Regions from separate parts of the Homo sapiens genome. Here region 2 is linked to region 1. Evidence: chromatin loops called from intact Hi-C (ENCODE). Cell type or tissue: PC-9. All regions are shown on one strand. Each heading gives the region's core, and the rest is flanking DNA. Links, peaks and the distances in the headings are about the cores only. Region 1 overlaps LOC101928570 (a long non-coding RNA gene). Region 2 has its middle 99 kb from the start of HTR1B.

Region 1 (8,351 bases), core at 1-8,000:
GGGTATTATTCAAAGGAAATAAAATCAGTTGTCAAAGAGATACATGCACATTCAGTTTATTGCAGCACTATTCTCCATGGCTAAGATAGGGAATCAACCTAAATGTCCATCAACAGATGAGTAAAGAAAATGTGGTATGTGTACAGAATGGAATGCTATTCAGCCATAAAAAAGAATAAAGTCCAGTCATTTACAACAATATGGAAGAATCTGGAGGGTATTACGTTAAGTGAAATAAGCCAGGCACAGAAAGACAAATACCACATGATCTCACTTATACACAGAGTCTTAAAAAGTTCATCTCATAAAAGTAGGAAAATAGAATGGAATTTACCAGAGGCTGGGGTGGTTGGCAGGAAGGAGACAATGGAGAGAAGTTGGTCATAAGATGGATAATTACAGTAAAGTAGGAGAAATAAGGCCAGGAGCTCTATTATGAAAGCATGGTGATTATAGTTAATGATGATATATTTTATTCTTAAAAAATGCAAAGAGAATGAATGTAAGTTTTCTCATTACAAAAGTAATACCTATGTGAGGCAATACATTTGCTAATTACCTAGAATTAACTATTCCACAATGTACCTATACTTCAAAACATCCTATTGGACACAATAAATGCATACAATTTCATCTGTCAATTAAAAAAATTTAACAACTCCGCTCTTTGGGGCCCGTAATGGTTTCTAAGAGTATATATAATTCCTATGCCATCATCACATATATTAATAATATTCCATTACTAATACCCAACATCTTGTCTATATTAAAATATTTCCAATTTTCCACAAACATATGATTATAGATAATTGTTTGTCAAATTAGAATCAAATTAAGTTCTCATTGTTGTGATTTGTTTCTGTTTCAACTCCAAATGTGCAGCCCACACCCTACTTTTGATGCCATTGCTATGTTGGAGAAACCAGTTCTCTTATTCAATGGAATGCTTCAATTTCCACGTTTGGATGAGCATTTCCTTTGATGTAATTAATTTTTCTTCTATTCTCCGTGAACTTGTAGTTAGATGTGGAGGAGTGATTAGATTCAGACACATTATTTGGCAAAAATACGTCCCATATGGGTGGATGCTTTCAACTTCCCCTTGAAGGATATCTTGAAACACAATGTCTTGTTCTTGTGTTTTTAGTGAATGCTGAAGTTGATCAGTGGGTACAGGTGGGGTTAACCTAATTTATACCACAAAGTTTCTCATTAACATTTCACTTAATACCTTTAGAATCCATTTAATAATTATGTCTTGGGGCCATTAGCTTACTTTGGGTGATTTTCTAATTCTATCATGCTTCTTGCATTTTTTAAGCTGAACCTTTTCTATAAAGAACAATTTTTCCTCACTTTCTATTGGTTATTCTGAAAATCAAGCCATTTAGTAATTATAGAATAAATGCTTGAACATTTTCCTTTATTTTTCAATGTTAATGTTAATGAATTGGTGCACTAGTAGTCAGCAATGCTGTCCAATAGGGACTTTTAAAAAATAATTTAACAATACAGTAATTTTATATATGATTTATTTTAATCAATTGCAATCAATATTATTTTAATAACAAAATTAGTCCAACATTACTAGTAGCAGGCCCTTCATGTTGGTTCCTAGGTTGCATGTCATGACTCTGACTAGTCATTTGAAAACTCTTCTTCCTGGTAAACTAAGATTTCCCAGGCTTGTCTTGTACATTTCTTGCCCCAAATATGGAAATAGCCATTTCTGCAGAAGTGCCTCAACATCCCTACTTAAAACAATTTAGAATGTCCTAAATACTTAGGGAAAGAAAGATAAATGAGGCAAACTCAAAACTTTCAGATTTTGAGGTCATAATATTTAATTCGGGTATTCTGTTTGATCAAATTACTCAGATAATTTATAAACACCATTACAATTTTGATAAGATATAAAAGATGTACAGTTCATTGTGTTATCACTTTGATAAACTTTTTTCAAATCCATTATTTTAACACTTCTTTTAAATAGAGTATTACCTATAGCCCCAATAATGGCAAATATAAAAAAAAAGCATGACTAGCTACTGTGTTTGAAGCAGAGATTCGTGGGGGTCCAGGCTGAGAGTGAAACGCTGAACCAGGAGACTCCAGCCTTGCCCATTGAAACATTTCTTGGCTGACCCTTATGTGAGACCCTCTAGATACCCCCTAGGGTTCTCAGGCTTTGTTGAATGTAGCTTGAAAGCAATTGATTTATATCAGTTATTTTCAAAGTGTGCTACCCAGACCTGCAACATCTGCATCACCTGGTACTTTAGAAATGCACATTTTCAGCCCTAACCCACACCCACTGAGTCAGAAATCCTGGGACTAGAACCCAGAAATCTATGTTTTAACAAATCTTGATGCACACTGAAGTTTGGGTGTCACTGCTTTTATAACAGTCCATGTTTTTCAAAGTGCCCTTTCCTATACCCACTCCTTATATTTTTATAACACCCATGGTGTGCAGATGCTATCTCTTCTTTGTAGATGGGAGACCCTAAGAAGGTTATAATTAACATTCAGGTTTTCTCACTTTTGAATTGGGACACTTTTTATCATATCATTTAACCATGATGACCTGTCTCTTCTGTCATGGAAATTCTGTATTTCAAATGCTGGGATGTATTTTTAAATGATACTTGGCAATTATGTAAGGAGAGCAAGAAATGCTTCACTTGTGAAAATTCCAGAGTTGTTGATGGAATACATATACATGCCTGTAAAACTGTAATCTGCATGCAGAAGTTACATTTATCTTGTGGGGCTGCAGGAGCATCACATGAAATCCAGCTCTGGGTCTTCACTTAGGGACAGCAGTGTATTGCTGCACACATGTGAACTTAGCTACTCCCAACATTCCCCCTTCTATTGTTTCTTAAGCAATCACCTATCTAGAGAACTGGCTGCAGGATAAAATGCCTCTATTTTAAATGACTCATTCTTGAGGCATCCTGGACTATAAGAAACACTTTAGACTTCAGTCATTCCTTGCAAGACATGCAAGAAACTGAGTTTAAAGATAAGAGTATATTTTTTCCTCCCAAGAGACAAATGGCTTGATTATTTGTTCAGGTCTCTGGAGCTGCTGGAGCAGTGGCTACGGTGTAAAGGGCATCGTGGGCAGTGAGAAGGAGATTTAGCACCCAAGGAAATGAAAAAAAATATTAGCACTGTTGTTATCTGTACTTACAAAGGAAGACCTGCATGGCAGATAACAGCATTCGAAGTTCTCTTTTCTATTTATCTTGCTTTACATCTTCTGAACAAAACCAACGTGTAGACAACTGAAGCTTGTTCTAATAACAAAATTGTTGCCTGAAATGAAATTCTTGACATACCAATCATTCTCTATAGCCAAATCATTTTTTTCATACAAAACATGTTTGAAGAACACTTTAATGAATGTTTTGCACTTAGTCATCTACTTTATTTTCTTTGCTAAGAGGTCCTTCAATAACCATAAAAGAACAAATTTTGCTGGGAGGCATAAAGTATTTCCTGGAATGTTATGAGCATAAGGTCTTCCTAAGATGTTAACGGAAACAAAAACCGATGATAACTAGAACAAAAATGACTTTGTGTAAGAGTGTTCTAAGAGAATTGCCTAATAGACTTTAGAAAGGCCAAATACTAATTAGACTCTTAACTGATGAGATAGACCATGACAAGTTTAAGGCCATAGTCTTTGAGTTTGTGGAGAGTGCCTGGAGACACATTTTAGGGAAGGAGGCAGTGACTCTGGGCTTAGCCCAGATAAACCAGTGTCTGCATGTATATTATAATTTCCCTTGAGTGAGGCACACCTCCCCGCCTTGTCCTGAACCTCACTATATCTGAACCTTTTATGCCACTGATAGAAGTCAAATTTTGCATGAGCTATCCTTGAGTAGAATAAAATTTTTTAACACTATGGTTAATATCAGCTTCTTTTCTGAGAGCAGGTGTTGGAAACCAAATGGAGTATGAAACAGGGAGTTTATATCTCCACTTAGTTAGACTGCCTTCTGAAATACCTGTAGAAAGAATTTAAAAAGCAAGCATCTATCAATACAGTCACTTGTAAAATAACGTCCAGTGAACTTTACACAAAATTGGTTAGAAACAGAGGCAATGAACTTGCTCTTCTGTCTCACCTCATGCCCTGCCAAGGGCAAAGGCTGTGGTTTGAATACAAAGAACAGTTAAATCAAGGGCTTATTTACTAGATATTTTATTTTACTTCACTTACAATGTAGGTTCTACGAAGCTGGATAGATTGACTCTATTTAATCATATTTGCCAGGAGTTTTTGCAGTTACTGTTTTCTCCATCTCGTTTTTTAATTAACTTTATTTCTTTTTAAAATATATTTTCATATTTCAATCACTACTCTTCTTTATAATTATATCCTTATTGTGATTAAATGGGCTTATTTTATTGCTGATTTTATGTCTAATCACTAGAATTGAAAATTTTGTTCTTCAAATGCCTTTTAACATTCAAATATTGTTCTTACCTAATTTTGTAATACTCAAGCATTTTATTGTACTTTTGGTTTATTTCAAGCTTAAATATTTTGTAATGTCTTCCTGATTTCCACTTTAGCTTATGAATTATTTAAAGTTAACATTTTAGCTTTTGAATGTTATATTTTAGCAAACATTTTGTTTTGAATTCTAATCACACTGAATTGCAGGCAGTGAACATGGACTCTATGATACTGATTTTTTGGAGAAAATTCATGAGATTTTGTTTGTGATCTAATAAATGTATAGTGAGTATTTTATATCATTCTTGTTTCTTTTTATTAATGTTATTTGTATCTCTGATTTCCCATCAATAACTTTTCCTTGAAGTATATTTTGTCCAATGAAACTGGATTTTATTTACTATTTGTGCAATATAATTCATTCCAGTCTTTATTCTCATCAGCTCTATATTATTTACTTTTAGTTTCATTAGTTATAATTTAAAAATTATATTAAAAAAATCTAATCTGATAATTTTCTAGTAACTAATATATATATACATATATGTGTATATATATTCATATATCATCTAACATATACCTATATCATATATACATATATCATATATATATCATATATACATATATGATGTGTGTCTGTGTGTGTGTGTGTGTGTATATATATATGTATATATATATATGATTTGGCAAAATGTTAACGTTCTCTACATTTCACATTCCCCTGAACAAAATGAAAAGATTGTCATAGTATTAGCAAATTTACACCTGGAGATTAGGTCAGAAATGATCTCGCTTCCTTTATAACAGAGGGTAATGTGATAGAAAGAGAGAAAACAACAGGAAAAAGAGAAAAGAGAATTCTAGGGAGTACCAACAGCCTGAACTGGACTTCCTGTTAAGAGGGGGAAATGGATGACTGTGTCCACTGATTACAATGATTACTAGATTACTGTGCACATTGGTAGGAAGTAAATACATGTGATAGCCATTCAGTTAGAGAACTCTCTGTTCAGTATGCCTATTAGGCATTGCTTGTAATTTTATATCTCTACACAATAAAAGTAAACATTATTTAATACTATAATCAGAAGACATATACTGTGTTGAAGACACTTTAAAGAGATAACTGTATAAAACAGAAGTTTGGTGTCTCTAAAACTGTCTTTGGGGACAAGAAACTCCTGGTCCCTAAACTGATGGCAAAGGAATAAAAGTACTTGGCAAGGATAATGGCAGAGGCTTTTTAATAAGTGTGGCTCTGGATCTCCTTAATCAAAGAAAACATACTCAATGGATTCAGGTGAGTCAGAATCCTTTGGGACCCTGAACACATTAAAGAGAGAATCTGAAAGTATCCCACTTTACATCCTCCATTTCATTTTGCAAATGCTGCTTAGAAAGCAGAAATAGCATCTGAGTTACTTTCTGTCTTCAGTGCAATAATCTGAAAGAATCGTCCACTTTCCAGGAAAATGAGATTTCACCTTCCCCATTTCCCCTTTGTTTCCTAGGAAAAAGAAGAAGAGAATGTTAGGCAGAAATCAGGAAAAACAGGCAAATAATTTTGACCTTGTGTGGTCTTCTTTTTTTTTTTTTTATATTTGGAGAGGGAGTGAGAGGAAAGGAGTACGTATGTGGCAAGATGAATAGCTGAGAAAATATATCTCCATTGGAGGGAAAAATTTCAGTGATAGTGCGAGGGTCTGTAATTTACCATATCCAGATTTTCTACACTCTGATCTCTGTCACTGGTTCTTCTCTATTTTGGGTTTCTCCCCAGACTATGATATAGCTACTGTGTCTGAAACTTTAGACTCTAATTTATTTGTTTTTAAAATTTCTGAGCGGCCTACTTGCGTTGTCATTTATACTTGAGCGCTGGTAAATTAGCGACACAAGTACTGAATGTCTTCATGGAATAAGGTGTTTCCAAGGGTTCATATTCTACCATAGCTTGAGTCTGCTAATGTAGCTATCTGGGGATGTTAAGAGAAATATGTGTCTTTATCTTTGGTTACATGAGGATGTGTTAGACTTGTAAATGTTATTATTTATTGTTTCCAGAAACAATAGTCAACTTTGTGCAAGTTGACATAGAGAAAGAAAAAAAATGAGATTTTCTTGCTCCCATTTATTTCCTACTATGAAATCTATTTTAAGATATGTTTACTTCTAGGACAATTCTATACAATGTATACATATGGACTCTTCTTCATTCTTCAATTGAATTGAGTGACAAGAACAATGGATCACACACACAAAATAGAAATATAATATATTTCAACTTTCACAGAGATTTTGGTTTAGTTACACAAGACAAACTTATACAAAAATAAAATAGTTTAAATCACACTCACATTTAGTGCATCTAGCCAATTCAAGATTCCACAACTGTAGGTATAGAGGTTTAATGTTCTCCTCAGGGAGAGAAGATTATAAACAAAGTAAAGTGTTAATAAAAATTTACTCTGAGTCCAAAATAGCCTAGGATATTCTCTTGATCATTTGTGTGTTTTCAAACTTTTTTTTAGATCATACCCATTGTCAAATAAATCTTATGCAAAAATATGATTATGAAAAGATATCAGTGAAATTTGTATTCATTTATTTTCTAAAATTAAAGTTCAGGATAATTATGATTTTTAAAGTAAGCGAATCAGTAAAAATAATTTAATGAATGTAGCCATTTTAAATTCATGGTTATGGATTATAGTTTCAGAATTATATTAATCACAGTATATAGTTATGCTTTACATTTTTTGGTTAAATAAAATTATGAAAAGGCTGAGTCAACCAGGTACATGTTTTTTTTTGAAAATGAAAAAAGTTAAGATATAATACCTTGCAATCTCAGAGTATTCTTCAAGCAAACTGACACAGGGCACAATTTTTATCTCAAAAGTTTTTTGAAATTGAATTACAGAAACTGACATGTTCTTGCTCTGTCAGCAAAGAAGCAATGTTACTCCAAAGGCGATGTGTTTTTATGGAACAGATCTTTATTTTTAATACTATTCTCCAATAAAAGATGTCATGGCTTCTTAAACAAATGAGTGGTCTAGCACTGGAGAAGAAAATTTATGAGATAAGTCTAGAGCATCTTTTAGAGCCAGACAGTATGGTGAATATGGTGAACTAAAAAATCAAACCCCACAATGAGTGGGTATATCAAAAGTACACAGGAGCAAACTGAAATAGTCCGTGATTGTCAAAGCTGGCAGAATTTGAGTAACAAGATAAATAATGTAGTGTTGGACTATAGCCCAAAGTATAAATTAAATATTCATAAATCCATAGACACATATGCAAATGATTGAATAAATAAATAAATAAATAGAGGAAAATATACAAATCTCCTATGTCGAATAATTTCAAATAATTTATATTGATATTCTTCTCTAAAGGAGGAGTAACATAAATCCCCACTTCTTAAGTGATTGTCTTTCAAAAAGTATGCTATAGAAAGTGAATAAACAGAATATGGAAAGGGCAAGAAAAGAGTCACCTACAGTGGAGAATCCTGATCGGTACTAGTTCAGCCAGGGAATTAAAAGTTAATGCTGTAAATAATAATTCATGTTGATATGATCTTGTGTGAGTGAGGTAATAAAAATGACGCTTGATCTCTGTGATCTCTACCCTTCACTGAAGAAAACGCCCACAAATCCAATTTAAACAAAAGAAAAACATCAAACAAATTCCCACAGAGGAGCATTCTACAAAATACCTAGCCAGCACTTATCAAAACTGTCAAGGATATCAAAACCAAGTCTATAGAATATTGAACAAAACGAAGAGTTTAATTGTGATAACAACAAATATGATAAAATACTTAGAAATAAATTTAACATAAATGTTGGAACACATAAAAATA
Region 2 (8,351 bases), core at 170-8,169, 72 kb before region 1:
GGGTGCCTTGAGAACAAAGTACTCTTTCTCCAAATTGTAAGAATTTAAAAACTTGCATAATTAGGAGTTTGCAACATTAACAAATATTATATTTATGAGGACAGTTTAGTAGGTTGCTAAATTGAAGTTTTCAATAAACTCTAGTAGTACACAACACTTTTTAAAAATGAATACCTAATTTAGTGGTTCTTTATGCCAATTTTAAGTATTAAAAGCAAGTAACCATTTCAGACCTAAGACAAAAAGGAAATATTAGGAAGTGAATATCACTTGCTCCAAAGAATGAAATAAAAGTGTTGAATTGGGGATCAATTTATACTTCATCAATGGCTTCTCATTACCCTACCACTGTCTAATCTTTGAGAAATATTATTGTACATGGAAATAAGATCAAAGTATTTGCCAGAATATCAGACCACAATTCCTGTTTTGCAGTGAAGTGACTTTATGGACATGGCCAAATCATCTAAATTTCCTGGTTCCTAGTTTAGCTATAAATATACAGAGTTGAATTTTGATGCTTGAAAAGTCCAAAGTTGGCAAACTTCACAAAAAATATGTGTCATAACTCCTGGTGTTCTAATAATAAGACATAAATTATTCAATGGTAGTCACTAAACATTAGAAATAGAACTAGTGTCATGAATATTCCAAACCCAATTTCTCCACATTCTAGGTAAATTTAATTATTCACTTGCTCCTCTGAACCCCTATACTTGTACAATATTATTTAAAGTTATCTGAAAAGTCTTTGTGCTTTGGTGGTAAACAAAATGAATTCACATACAGAATTTATGTGACCAGATCAGTTGACTAGACACAAATGTTAATAATTATTCTTCCTCTAACAGTTTGTGTCAACACAATTGACCAGATTAAGATTGTCTCAATATGTCTAATGCAGTGATTTTCAACAATGAGAAGTTTTGCCCCCAGGGGATACTTGGTAAAGTTTGGAGACACTTTTTCTTTTCACAAGGGCAAGGAGGGGGATCCTGCTGGCATCCAGTGCATGTCAGCCAAATATGCTGTTAAGCTGTCTACAATGCAGAGGATGGTCCCCTACAACAAAGAATTATATGGCCCAAAGTGTCAACAGATCTGGAGTCTAATGACAGAAGATTCAATTAGTTCTTAGATTGCTAGATTACTGTCAAAGGGACTGATATAACGATATATCAACTTTAACATAAACATGTAGAATTTGGGTCCAGTGGTTTTTCTTCCACAAACTAGGGCATTTGTTGTCTTAAATGTATGCCACTTTTTGCTTGCTATAGTTGGTGGACTGAGATTTGTTACATTTGATGTAATGATACATTCTAATTATTCAAAGATTAAACATTTCCCTAACCTCAAGGTGGTAAATTATGTCAGAGCTAATATTAAAACCCCAATCTGACACATAATTGCCCGTTATCTTGGTAGTTTATAATCAACCTTTGGAACTTTCTCTGTTATCCCTCCAACCTCCCAGCTACTCCTTTCCCATTCCTAACCAGCCTACCTTCAGCTGTGACTTCTTTCAGAATATCTGCTTTCATTGTTGCACTATGGATGTCCTAGGGAAAGAAAAATATAATAATTCATTCAGTGAACCGTAACAATCTGAGAGCATGTTTTGCCTAAAGTGATAAAGTGAAAAAAGTTCTGTTTTTATTCTATTAACATACCAAACTAATGAAACAATCCAAAAAAGGCCTAGGTAATACCAGCCACTTGTATAGGTAAACGTTTATATGTGTATAATATATTGAATCAACTGTGTGTTTGGCTTCATGAAGAAACAGTGACAGAGCAGTAATGGAATTTGGTTGTTTAATGCATAATATACATATTGCTAATCTTTTTAAATTAACATATGCTTCAAATGCATATGGTTGTTTTAGAAATAGTACAGAAAGTTCACAGTTAAAGCACATGGATGGTATGTATACTTACAGAAGTGTGAAATCATTATAAGAGAATAATTGAGCAATTACAAGCTTTTTTATGGGAAGTTCGATAAAAAGAATAGTTCTGTGCAATTATATTAGTCCATTTGCACTGCTAGAAAGAAAGACCTGAGGCTGGGTAATTTATAAAGAAAAGAGGTTTATTTGGCTCACAGTTCTGCAGGCTGTACATGAAGGATAGTGCTGATATCTGCTTCTGATGAGGGCATCAGGGCATTTACAGTCGTGGTGGAAGGTGAAGAGGAGCCATCATGTCACATGGCAAGGGAAGGAGCAAGAGAGAGGGAGCAAGAGAGAGAGGAAGGAGGTGCCAGTCTTTTAAACAACCAGATTGTGTATGAACTCAGACTGAGAACTCACTCATTATGTTGAGGACAGCACCAAGATATTCATGAGGGACCTACTACACTCATGACCTAAATACCTCCCATTAAGCCCCACCTCCAACATTGGAGGTCACATTTCAACATGAGATTTGGAGGGGACAAGACATCCAAACCATTTCAGCAATCAAATGAATACATTTTAGCAATATATGGCACAAATTTTCATGGTTTTAATGTATCATGTTTTCCAACTCCCCATAGCAAGACAGAGAAAAGAGAAGATAACTTGTTTTATGAGTTTTACAAATAATGGGCAGTTGAGAAAAACTGTTTTTTTCCTTTTTAAAAAATTATGGTTAGTGCATTTTATTTGATAATAAAATAAGATTTCTGTTAACATATGTATCCTGTGGTTTACAATTTAGCTACATGTATGTTCACAAGAATTCTAAACTATTGTTGCTAAGTTTTGTGCTTCTTTAGGAAATGATGGTGAAACTATATATTGATATTAATAGTCTATGATATACCATCTGCATAAAAAATCATATTTTTAATAGCTTCTGGATCTCTCAGTAGTTCTATTCATTTTATTACCATAGCAAACATCTTAAGGAAATGATGTTCAAAATATTCTTGTGACCTCTGGGAAGACTCATGCCTATGCATCAGAATCCCAGTGGGGAATTTGCCATACCCTGGTATTTGAAGATAGCTAAAATTTTTCTGAGACTTTCTACAAGCTTTTCACTGTACATTTCATTACCTTTATAAGGACAAATGTTCAATGAGCCAAGGAAACTTAATGCATGTTTTAACATGCTTGTTGCCTTTATCATATTTCTATATTTATTTGGCTAAATAGCATATTTGATTCCAGAAAATATCTCTTGAAGAGATAGCAAAGATGCTTTGCAGAAAGAAAATAAAATTTGAGCATTGAAAGCAATAAAATGAGCATAAAAAGCATATTAAAGTTAGAAGATTAGTTACTTATTTCGCTGAAAAATAAATTCCTAGGTCATAAAAATTTTGAGTGTGATATCATGATGCTTCATATGGAATTGAATAAAGCCTGCAGATGGTATTACTATCAGAAGATTAGCAAACTGAGAAAAAAAAATCAAAATTTGTATGAAGTATCTATTCCAGCGAGGACAAATTGCTATCTCATTTATGAAAAAAAAAAGTCTAGTATAATTAACCTTCCACTAGCTGGCTGACTGATCCCCTAGGGTTTGTTACTTATTAAAGGATCAGGTCAGACACAGCTATTGGCAAATTGAACATTCAACTGTACTAGTCGCCAGGTCAGTCTTGGAGAGGGAAAATCTATTGAGCCCATGCATAACATCTGTTCTTTTCAACATGGACCGCTTGCTAATAAGCTTAATGAACACTCACTGAGTTGGCTGTACAATGAGGTGGATTAATATCCACAGAGCAGATCATTATATCCATTTGATTATCGAAAGCCTCATTTGCAGTAGAAACATTTTTAGAAAACATTCACATAGTATAAAAATATTCCTACATTTAAGACCCAGTCTACTACATATCTTGTTCTCAAACCACCTTGTCTTCAATCATCCAGTCTTATTCCTTCCAAGTTCTTGGTTATCTACCAGACTATTTCCCAGGAATCAATGAATCACAACAATGACTATTGGAATTTCTGGTTACCATTAATATTTTCTGACATCAGTGTGCCCTTCATGGTCACATAAGCGGGACCGCCACATAAATCTACTTCTATCAAGTGCCACTGTGTCCTGCCAAGAAACCTGAATAACTGGCTAAAATGTTTTCTTCTCAATTATCTGATCATAGGGAACCCCATCAAACCCAAAGTAGGGGTCAAGACTGGGTTGGCAGTGGAAGTTTAGGCACAACATTCACAGGAGAAACCTGCTTATGAAACTCCCTTGTGCATTTAGCACCTACCTATACTCACTCTCATATACACTACATTCACTTTGTATGCTGCTGAGGACATCACAGTTGTGAGGCTTGATAAGATAATACCCAGTTAATAAAGGTAGTTCAGGTTCATGATTCTCTCCTAGAAGTTAAGCATTCCATTTTTATTGGAGCTTAGAAGCAAGGCAAAAGCTGCCTATCAAAAGAATATTTACTTTCAAACTTTAGGGACATCTGCTGTAAATTTTTTACCAAAATGCAAGAGTCATTATTCAGCATCACAATCTGGCATAGATATTTCAAGAACATTGCATCTGTGGTCTAGTCATATCAGTCATAGCAGAGAGCCGTCTTTTGTTCAAGACCCATTCAAAGCTGGCAGCCTTTGGGTCATTCAACAAATGGGTTGTAACAACATATCCAAATGTGCCATTTGTTATCTTGAAAATGGAAAGAGTTTCACCAAATACTGTATCTTCTACTTTGAGTTAGAATTTGCAAGGTAAATGCTTTCTGGAAGCTTTATATAAAATTTTAAATAAAACGTCTCATATAGAAACAAAATATTGGTACTAAGAAGTGAGGTGTTGCTATAAAGATACCTGCAAATGTATAAGCAGCTTTAGAACTGGGTAATGGGCAGAGGTTGGAAGAGTTTGGTGTGTTCAAAAGAGGACTAAAAGATGAGCAAAGTTTGGAGCATCTTAGAAACTGGTTGAGTGGTTGTGACAAAATGCTTATAGAAACGTAGTAAAGGTCATGCTGATGAGGTCTCAGATGGAAATGAGAAACTTTTGGGGAACTGTAGAAAAGGTAAACCTTGGCCTGGCACAGTGGCTCACGCCTGTAATCCCAGTACTTTGGGAGGCCGAGGCAGGTGGATCACGAGGTCAAGAGATTGAAACCATTCTGACCAACATGATGAAACCCCGTCTCTACTAAAAATACAAAAATTAGCTGGGCGTGGTGGCACATGCCTGTGGTCCCAGCTACTCGGGAGGCTGAGGCAGGAGAATCGCTTGAAACCGGAAGGTGGAGGTTGCAGTGAGCCAAGATCGTGCCACTGCACTCCAGCCTGGGCAGTAAGAGCGAAACTCCATCCTGCCCCCACCCCCACCCCCAAAAAAGGTAACCCTTGTTATACCATAGAAAAGAAGTTCACTGCATTGTGTTCATGCCTTAGGGTTTTGTGGAAAGCTGAACTTAAGAGTGATGATCCAGGGTATCTGGAAGAAATTTTTAAGCACTAAAACGTTTAAGAAGTGGTGAGATTACTTATAACAGCTTATGATAAGAAAGGGCAGCAAAGCAATGACCTAAAGGTGGAACTTATAATTAAAAGAGAGGTAGAGTGTATAAATTAAAAAAAAAAAAGTTTACAATATGGTCGTGTGGTAGAGAAGAAAAGAAAGTTTTCAGGAAAGGAATCCAAGGGTGCTATAAAGCAACCACTTGCTAGATAGCACAGATAAAATGGAGCCAGGTGCTACCAGTCAAGGCAATGAGCAAAAGACCCCAAAGGCATTTCAGAAATCTTTGAGGATGTGCTTCCCATCAAAGACCCAGAGGTCTAGGAGAATAGAAGTGTTTCAAGAAAGAGGCCTGTAGCTCTGTTGCCCTGCACCACCTCAGGATGCTGCCTGTAGCTCTGTTGCCCTCTGCACCACCTCAGGATGCTGCTACCTGCATCCTGGTCACATTGGCTCTATCTGCAGATGACTCCAGGTACTGATCAGGCTGCCACTCCAGAGGGTACAAGCCATAAGATTTAGTGGCATCCATGTGGTGTTACATTTGCAAGCACCCAGAATGCAAGAGTGGTGGATGATTGGCATCTTCAGTCTAGATTTTAAAAGATGCATTGAAAAGCTTCACATGGCAGAGCCACTCCAGAGAGCCTCTGCTAGGGAAGTACCTAGTGGAGCTGTGAGAGCAGGGCCAGTGTACTCTAGACCCCATAATTATAGAGCCACTGGCAGTGTGAAACCCCACTCCTAGTACCAATTTTCTGTCGGTCTATTTTGTTTTGCTATAAAGGAATTCATGAGGCTGGGACATCATAAGGACAAGTAAGGACAAGGTGTTTATTCGGCACATGATTCTTCAGGATGTACAATGAGCATGGCACCAGCATCTGCTTTAAGTGAGGGCCTCAAGTTGCTTCCATGCATGGTACAAGGTGAGAGGCCTACTGATGTGTGAAGATCACATGAGAAGAGAGGAAGCAAAAGAGAGGAGGAAGATTCCAGGCTTTCTTTACAGCCAGCTTTTGAGGGAACTAATATAGTGAGAACTCAAACCCAAAGGGAGGTATTAGTCTTTTCGTGAGGGATCCACCCTTATGATAGACACACCTCCCAGTAGGCCTCATCTCTGACATTGGGAATCAAGTTTCAACATAAGATTTGAAGGGGAAAAACACTGAAACTATAGCACGCCTTATGGGCAGTCTGTAAATAATTGGGGCTGGACAATGCTCAATATATGCCCAAGCAGATAATTTTGAGGTATATTTCAGAGCTCCACAGAAAGCAGGACAGTACCATATATTTCTTACTTCCTGTCCTGTGGCAACTCTCACCATATGGCATGGAACCCAGTGGAAACATACTCAGATTTCATGACTTCACAATTTCATGACTTCACAACTACATACGTTGACCAAAGGGAAATGGAGCTGGTGAATAAATTGTTCTCTTTCTATTCCTTAGGGAAAGAGTTCAGAGGCACATTCTCTACAACTTAGAAGGTCTAAGGTGAATTGACTGACTCAATAAAATGGTTCTCTTTCCTTTCTTGTTTTACTTTTCCAAGTCCTTCACTTCTGTTTCCTTGGATCACTTCCTAAATAAACTACCTGCATGCATCAGACTCTGCTTTATGAAATGACACAGGCTAAGAAAAATGGGAAACATGCCTTGGACTCCTTGGCCATTAGCTTTACTTAAGTTGGCTAGTGCCATGTATCACCTACTTTCTGACACCTGTCTTACAAAGGCATCTGTAGTTTCATTTTCTGTTTCGCTACATTTTCTGAGCATGATGTAATGACCAAAGAAGATCAGAATGATGCCTTGGAGACTGTGGGATGATCAAGCATCCTGTGGACTAAATTGTGGTCCAGTTATGAAGAGCTAGTAAAAACCTGCTGTAGTATGCTGGGTGTGTGCAGCTGTACCTGTCAGGTGAAAATAAATAGCTTCTAGGATTTTCTAACTCAGATGGAAGTGGAAAAAAAAGAGTCAGATCAATAAATACATATCAGGTATCCAGAACTGTGGTGATTTCCTAGGAAATAGTCCCCTTCTGGGATAGCAGCTGTGATTGGAATCACTACCTGATTAAGTTTATGTTGATTACATAAAATTTCCAAGAGTCCTCTGTCTGCACATGCCAGTCAAGTTAAATGGTGATATGTTAGCAATCATCATGCCTATTTTTTCCAGTCTTTAGTGGTGACTCCCACAGAGATGTATAGTATTTTTGTTTATTATTTTGATACGGGGTGCTCAAGAGGCTTTTCTTAGCTTTATCAAAATATTCTTAACTCCATTAGTGAATGCTGGTTCAGAAGTTTATCTTTTTATCTACATTCTTGAAAAAAGCAAGATTTTAACACAAGTTGGGCTTGGGATCCCATTGGGCCCCAAATGAGATGAAATTTGTTTAAGCTCTATTTTCCACCTGAAGCATGATTTGTTCCTGCTTCAGTATTGCTCTTTTCTGCCAATGCCAAAACAGTACTTGAATGCCTGTCCTTTCTCCAGCTACGATTATGTGACAGTTCTGGCTAAGGGGATTTCAGAAGCACCTGAAGAGGACTGTACTTCCAGAATAAAGCTGGCAAAGTCATGTGAAGAAAATATTTGACTTTGTCTTTTGCCTCACTTTCTTTTTCCTGCCTAAATGCAGATGCAGTGCACAGAAGTACAGATCCCTGATCAACCTCCTTCTAAACTGCTCATTACATGAAACACATGGGAAAGGGTAGCCTCTGACATGTCATTTCACCAGTTTGGTAGATTTTTCTCATAATACGATTCACATACATAACTGAATAGATAGACCACACAAGTTATATCAGTCCCTACTCTGAGCAGTGACCATACAACCCAATCAATTTGGAATGGTGTTTTTTTTTTTCCTTTTA

The links. Hi-C counts contacts between places; a loop is a spot of excess contacts. Peaks named below come from ENCODE experiments on the same cell type or tissue, not always from the same donor. Only the 100,000 strongest peaks of a DNase experiment are listed, where the experiment ranks them.
Region 2: it touches region 1 in a loop (1.9-fold over the local background); 2 of 110 quality-filtered maps call a loop at or near these places.

What each region holds. Positions count from the first base shown.
Region 1 is chr6:77,288,034-77,296,384 of GRCh38, reverse strand. The region is part of intron 1 of LOC101928570 (a long non-coding RNA gene); the gene reads left to right. Among named protein-coding and RNA genes, the nearest start is that of HTR1B, 170 kb to the left of the region's middle. In PC-9, for the core only: no CTCF peak of the experiment used is centred there; a DNase peak (open chromatin) is centred at 3,424.
Region 2 is chr6:77,360,093-77,368,443 of GRCh38, reverse strand. No RefSeq gene overlaps it. Among named protein-coding and RNA genes, the nearest start is that of HTR1B, 99 kb to the left of the region's middle. In PC-9, for the core only: no CTCF peak of the experiment used is centred there; no DNase peak of the experiment used is centred there.